Regions from separate parts of the Mus musculus genome. Here region 2 is linked to region 1. A link is a contact called in ENCODE Hi-C or POLR2A ChIA-PET data. All regions are on one chromosome and are shown on one strand. Each heading gives the region's core, a stretch centred on a gene start or an enhancer-like site at or near the end of the contact. The rest is flanking DNA. Distances are from core to core; before and after follow the strand shown.

What was found. A loop is a pair of places that touch in the nucleus more often than their neighbours do. ChIA-PET counts read pairs that join two places held with the same protein, here RNA polymerase II (POLR2A).
Region 2: POLR2A ChIA-PET joins it to region 1 with 26 read pairs in embryonic stem cell. The contact joins the promoter of Isoc2a here to the promoter of Rpl28 in region 1. A Hi-C loop is called at or near these places in 1 of 37 maps with a recorded cell type or tissue (mouse trophoblast stem cell). POLR2A ChIA-PET finds 5 or more read pairs at or near these places in 5 of 5 experiments (Patski and embryonic stem cell).

The regions. Positions count from the first base shown.
Region 1 is chr7:4,791,615-4,794,625 of GRCm38, forward strand. It overlaps Rpl28 (ribosomal protein L28), which reads left to right and starts at 1,351. Exons shown (of 5, transcript NM_009081.2): 1 at 1,351-1,384; 2 at 1,707-1,795; 3 at 1,889-2,012; 4 at 2,450-2,568; 5 at 2,804-2,933. The coding sequence starts at 1,715. The coding sequence ends at 2,893.
Region 2 is chr7:4,875,200-4,878,409 of GRCm38, forward strand. It overlaps Isoc2a (isochorismatase domain containing 2a), which reads left to right and starts at 1,854. Exons shown (of 6, transcript NM_001101598.1): 1 at 1,854-1,994.

The DNA of each region.
Region 1 (3,011 bases), core at 101-2,600:
GTCTGAAAATGGTTCATTGGGCACTGGTGTTTGTGTGGGACACGGTCAAGAAGAGTAATGGAACCATCTGCCATCTGAAGACTTCACGCCAGAGCAAATCTTTAAAATAGTTCATGCATCCATTTAAACAACAAGTCTTGAGGACTCAGTGATTAAGAGCACTTGCTGCTCTCGCAGAGCACCTGGGTTTGGTTACCAGCTCATATGAGGCAGCTCACAGCTGCCTGAAACTCTAGTTTCTCAGGATCAACGGTTTCTTTTGGACTTTGCATTTTACATGTTAACACAACACCCACATACATCATAATTAAAATTAATAAATCTGAAGCCAGGCGTGATGGCGCACGCCTTTAATCCCAGCGCTCGGGAGGCAGAGGCAGGAGGATTTCTGAGTTGGAGGCCAGCCTGGTCTACAAAATGAGTTCAGGGAGAGCCAGGGCTACACAGAGAAACCCTGTCTCAAAAAAACAAAAACAAAACAAAACAAAACAAAACAAAAAAACAAAACAAAAAGGAGTTGCAGAGATGACTTAGTGGTTAAGAGTTTTGGCTGCTCTTCCAGAGGACCCAGGTTCTATTCCCAGCACCCACATGGTGGCTCAAAAACTGTCTAATTGAATCCAGGCACCAGGCAGGCACATAGCATTCATATATATATCCAGGCTTAAAAAGAAAGGAAATTAAGAAATTAAGAAAGCCCTCATACATATTACAAAAAAAAAAAAAAAAATAAGTTGGGACTGGAGAGAGAGACGGCTCAGAGCACTGGCTGCTCTTCCAGACAACAGTGGTTCAATTCTCAGTAGGCACTATCTGTAACTTTAGTTTCAGAGTATCCAACAAAGGCGTGCGCCACCACGCCCGGGAAAAATAAATAAATCTTAAAATCAATTAAGCTCCACTTAATGTGAGATCTGGAATCCTCAATATTTGCATCCACAGGCTGAGGCTGGAGGATCCCACCTCGAAATCTACTAGACAAGGGCGCAAAACCGTTTTTTTTTTTCAAAATATGTATTAGTGCCCACCATGCGCTAAGTGCAGACTGAACAGATCAGGGTGATGCGATGGGAACATAGCTCTAGGAACTCTCTCTGCTTTTGGATCCTCACGAAAACCGAGTCACCGAGTTCCGAAAACTTCCTACCCCACCCCGGCGCCTCATCACGGTACGCACCGCGAGAACTCGCCGGGACCTTCAGACGAAGAGCTCCGAAGGTTCCCGAGTCAAAAAGACTCGGAGGCGGAACCCAAGGCCCAGAGGAAGCTGGGTAGCCGAGTTCAGGCGCGCCACGGGAGGAAGCGGAAATGCGTTGCCATTTTAAAGGTGTCGTCCCGCCTCTCGTGTCTCTCTTTCCGTCTCCGGCCGCCATAGGGAGAGGAGGTGAGTGTGAGGCCTCTGTCCGTCCCGCGTGGCCGCCATCTCGCTCCCACGGCCTCGGTCTCCTGCCTGGGCTTTCTCTCCTTGTACCCAAGCACCATTCGCTGCCCTCATTCCCCACCGGAAGTGGGGCCTCAGCGTCCCTTCCCCCTTCTAAGTCTCCGCGGTGTTAGCTCGGCCTGCCTCCTTTGCTCACCCTTTCCTCGGCCGTGTAAAGCTCTTGCTCGCTTTTTCCCAACGGTGCTGCCGCTTACCCAGCCGCCTGTCCACGGCCTGCTTCTTTCTGACATCTTTCACACCCCCCCCCCCCCCGGCTTCTCCCCAGCCGCCGCCATGTCCGCGCATCTGCAGTGGATGGTCGTCCGGAACTGCTCCAGTTTCTTGATCAAGAGGAATAAGCAGACGTACAGCACGGTGAGTCGGGCCCGCGTGTGAGGGGCACTGTGGCTCTTTTGCGTATCGGAGCCTCCGGGCCTTAACTTAACATCGTGTACACCTATTCCCCAGGAGCCAAATAATCTGAAAGCCCGAAACTCCTTCCGCTACAACGGGCTAATTCACCGCAAGACCGTCGGAGTGGAGCCGGCCGCCGATGGCAAAGGGGTCGTGGTAGTTATGAAACGCAGATCCGGTGAGCCTTTGCACACGATAGCGCTCCCTTTTTCCAGGGTCCAGAACTGCCCTTCCTCTGACTTCCCGGCTGTGTAAGGTGATCTTTAAATTAAGAAGTGTAGAGAGAAACTTAAGTACAGTTTCTCTATGTAGACCTCAATGTCCTGGAACTCTACATCAGGTTGGTCTAGAACTCAGAGATCCACCTGCCTCTGCTTCCTGAGTGCTTGGATTAAGTGCATGCGCTATGTCCCTCCTGTATCTGGGAGGTTCCTAAAGAGGGATGGGATTTTCCCGGGCTTTAAGACTTACCTGTGACAGTCACCTAAGGGATGTACTGAATGGGCTGGAGGGAAGATGGGGTGAGCATGGTCTTCAGAGAGGCTCTGTGTTCCATCAGGCAGATGCTCTGAAGGGCTCATGCAGATGGACTGATTCCTAGGCTTTCCTTACCAGGTCAGCGAAAACCTGCCACTTCTTATGTGAGGACCACCATCAACAAGAATGCTCGGGCTACCCTCAGCAGCATCAGACACATGATCCGAAAGAACAAGTACCGCCCTGATCTGCGTATGGTGAGTAATGGATGGGTACTTAAGGCAGGGGGGCAGCTGGTACTAAACCTGAGGGGCTGCATGCAGGCCTGGGTGCTTGGCTCTGCCTAGCTGGAGCTAGACTCGGGACTTTTGATCACTCACACACACACACACACACACACACACCCTGCCTCCCCGGAGTCCTAGGAAACAAGCAGCAGTAAATGGGAGTGTCTTTTGAGTTTGTGAGCTAAGTTCCTTGTCCTGTCCTCAGGCGGCCATCCGCAGGGCCAGTGCCATCCTTCGAAGCCAGAAGCCTGTGGTGGTGAAGAGGAAACGGACCCGCCCCACCAAGAGCTCCTGAGCCCCACACGCCCGAAGCAATAAAGAGTCCACTGACTTCCATTAGGCCTCCAAAATGTTTTGTGCTCATTGAGCTGTGGCTCTGCGCTGTCTTTAGTTGTGCTATCAAAGCTATTAGA
Region 2 (3,210 bases), core at 604-3,103, 84 kb after region 1:
CTGAGTTCAAGGCCAGCCTGGTTTACAGAGTTGAGTTCCAGGACAGCCAGGGCTACACAGAGAAACCCTGTCTCGAAACTCCCCCCCCCAAAAAAAATCTTAAAAGAGTTAATTGGGCCACTTTTTACCTCCTGCTAGCCCATACATAGAGCAGTGGTCCTCAGCCTTCTTAATGCTACAACCATTTAATATAGTTCATCATGTTGTGGTGATCCCCAACCATAAAATTATTTTCATTGCTACTTCATAAATGTACTTCTCTCCTGTTATGATTTGTAATGTAAATATCTGGTTTGCAGAATATCTGACATGTAACCCCAGTGGAAAGGTCACTGACTCCTCCCCAAAGGGGTTTCGACCCACGGGTTGAGAATCACTGCCCTAGAGACAGCCTCTGGAACTTTCATTGACTTTGCTCAGTGTTGAGTTCTGGGGCCTAGTATACAGTAGTTATACAATAAATGCATGCCAGTAGTGCTGGAACCTAGCCTTGGGGCCTCCTGCCATCTACTCTGAAAATCTGGCTATATAGGAACCTCCAGCAGTAGGGCCTCCAGTTGTGGGGACCAGGTGTCCCTGGGCTGCAGCCCCAGGGAATGTATAAACAGAAGTCTCACTGCGTACAGATCTCAGGGCCCAGTTGAGAGACCCCGAGGGACTGCACGGGCTCTAGGATGCACGGCTGAATGTTCTGAAGTAGAAATACAGATCAGAGCACACTCCTCAAGTGTGCAAAGGACTGGATGGCTGACGGTTCCAGAATGAGAGGTCACCCTGGGAGTGCGGGTGAGCCCTAACACCGTGCTTGTCTTATGGGGTAGATGGGTAGACTCCGGAGCCTGTAGCTTGCTGGTTAAGAACTGATACAGAAAGACAAAGTGCAGACAAGAGGGGAGGGTGCTCGTTGGGCGTCTCCTACATGACCAATTAAAACATAACTGGGCCTGAATATAAAACAGACAGTGTATGGGTGCAGAGGCAGAGGAAAGTGCCTGGAGATAGATAGCCAATTAGGGGAACAAAAGCCTCTTTAGCAAGGCGAGACTAGGCAGAGTCAACCTCAGCGATGAATGTTGAGGGCTTTTAAATGGAGACTTGGGAGGGGGTTGCATTGGCTGGAAAGAGAGGGATCCTGTCTCTGAGAGGGGTGCCAGTACCTCCAGGCCACAGGTCAATCACTTCACCTCCAGGCTCACACCCTACTCCAGAGCTCCCTCCAGAGGGGTGAAATTGAGGCCCAAATGACTCCTGGGAACAGGAAGCCTGGCCTCTGTAGAATCCATGGAATCCTGAGATTCATCAATGGCATGCCTGCTTGTATCTACTTAATTTTTCCCATCTATTTATTCTGTGGTGTGTGTGTTTCTGTCTTTGCATACGTGCCTGCGCCACATCAGGTCTGCAGAGGTCAGAAGACAAGTTGCAGGACTCAGTTCTCTTCTTCCAAAATAAGGGTTCTAGAGATTTCTACAGAAATCAGGTCCAGACCTTGCTGAACCCTGCAAGCCAGTCTTTTAGTGGGGTTCAGGGAGCAGGCTTTCAGTGTGTAGCCCACGATGGTGCAGGTACCTTTAGCTCAGATAAGAAAGGCAGGTTGTAACTGTGAGGCGCAGCAATAATACAAGGTGCAACCTGATAACCTCTACCTTCATTCCCAGTTAGAATCTGAGCTCTCAGCAGAGGCCGCCTCTCAAGCCCTCATCGGCTCTTCATTGGTTCTGTGCGCTATCTCTCCACCCCTTAGGCTTCTGCGGACCAATCAGATTCTCATGACTGACCCGCCTTAGCCGCCCCTCCCCCTTACAGGGCGCAGCCGAGGCGCGAGCTGATTGGCCTGCTCGGGAGGGAGGGGTAGACACGTAAGGGGAGCAGACCTCGTGTCCAAAGTGGGCAAAACGGTGACCCAGCCCGGAACTAGTGACAGTCCAGTGGGGGAGAGTGCGCTGAAGGGACCTAGTGGAGGGACTTGCTGCACTCGAACCTGGTACCGCCGGGTAAGTCCAACTGCCCGTCCTTACAGACGGAGGAAACGGAAGGTTTGCGGGGTGTCCAGCTGAGGAGGGGCTCCAGTTGGTCTCAGGATGGATCATCAGGGAGGAACTTCAAGCTTCTCCAGAGCTAAGTTTTGTATCAGCCCCAGGAGTGGGCGATTCTCACGCCCATTTCTTCCAAGAAGAAAAGCGTCCCAGAGACACAGAGCTTAGAAATCTGGGTTCCTGTAGTGGTGTGCAGTAACCACTTGCCCAATTAAGCAACCTCATCCCCAGTCTGTCCGCAGGAGGTCACTTACCCCAGCCTAAGACAGGTTTCCTTTACTGAGCTGAGGCCTCCTTCCAGGACCCCCACGATGTCCCGAAATCTCTCTGCAGTCTAGACACCCTCTTCACTTTTCACACGCGCGTCCCACCTCCACTCTTTCATTGTCTCCCTTAGATTGGTTATTTTCTGTCCCAGCTCTCACCCAGGTTCCGTTTCGTCTGCAGATCATACCTAGCTGGCCTGAACTTTTTCTTTCTTTTTTATTCTCTCAGATACTACATCTCGACTGCAGTTTCCCCTCCTCCCTCCCTCCCCAACAGCCCTCCTTCCCTCCACTGCTCTTTCTTTTCCGAAAAGGGCATGCCTGCCCTCAGACGCCAACCAAACATAGCACATCAAATTGCAGTAAGACTGTGCACCTCCCCTAGTATTAAGTCTGGAGAAGGCCGCTCAGGATGAGGAAAGGGTCCCAAAAGCAGGAAAGAGTCAGAGACAGCCCCTCTCCCACTGTTAGGAGTTCCACTAGAAGACCAAGCTGCACAACCCAAACACATATGTAGAGGGCCTATATCAATCCCGTGCAGGCTCCCTGGTTGCTGGTTCAGTCCCTGTGAGCCCCTATGAGCCCAGGTTAGTTGATTCTGTGGGTTGTCTTGTTGTCTTTGACCTCTCTGACTCCTGCAATCTCCCCCTCTTTTCTGCAGGACTCCCCAAGTTCTTCCTAATGTTTTGATTGTGGTTCTCTTCATCTCTTTCCATAAGTTGCTGGATAAAGTGTCTCTGATGACAGTTGGGCCAAGCACCAATCTATACCATTAGGCATCTCAATTTTAAAAAAAATATTTATTGCTGCCAGGAGTGTTTGGTTCTATCCTAGGTCTCTGGGCTATCTAGCCTCCCAGGTAGTGGGTTGGGCTCCCTCTGGTGGCTTGGGTCTCCAGCTGGGCCAGT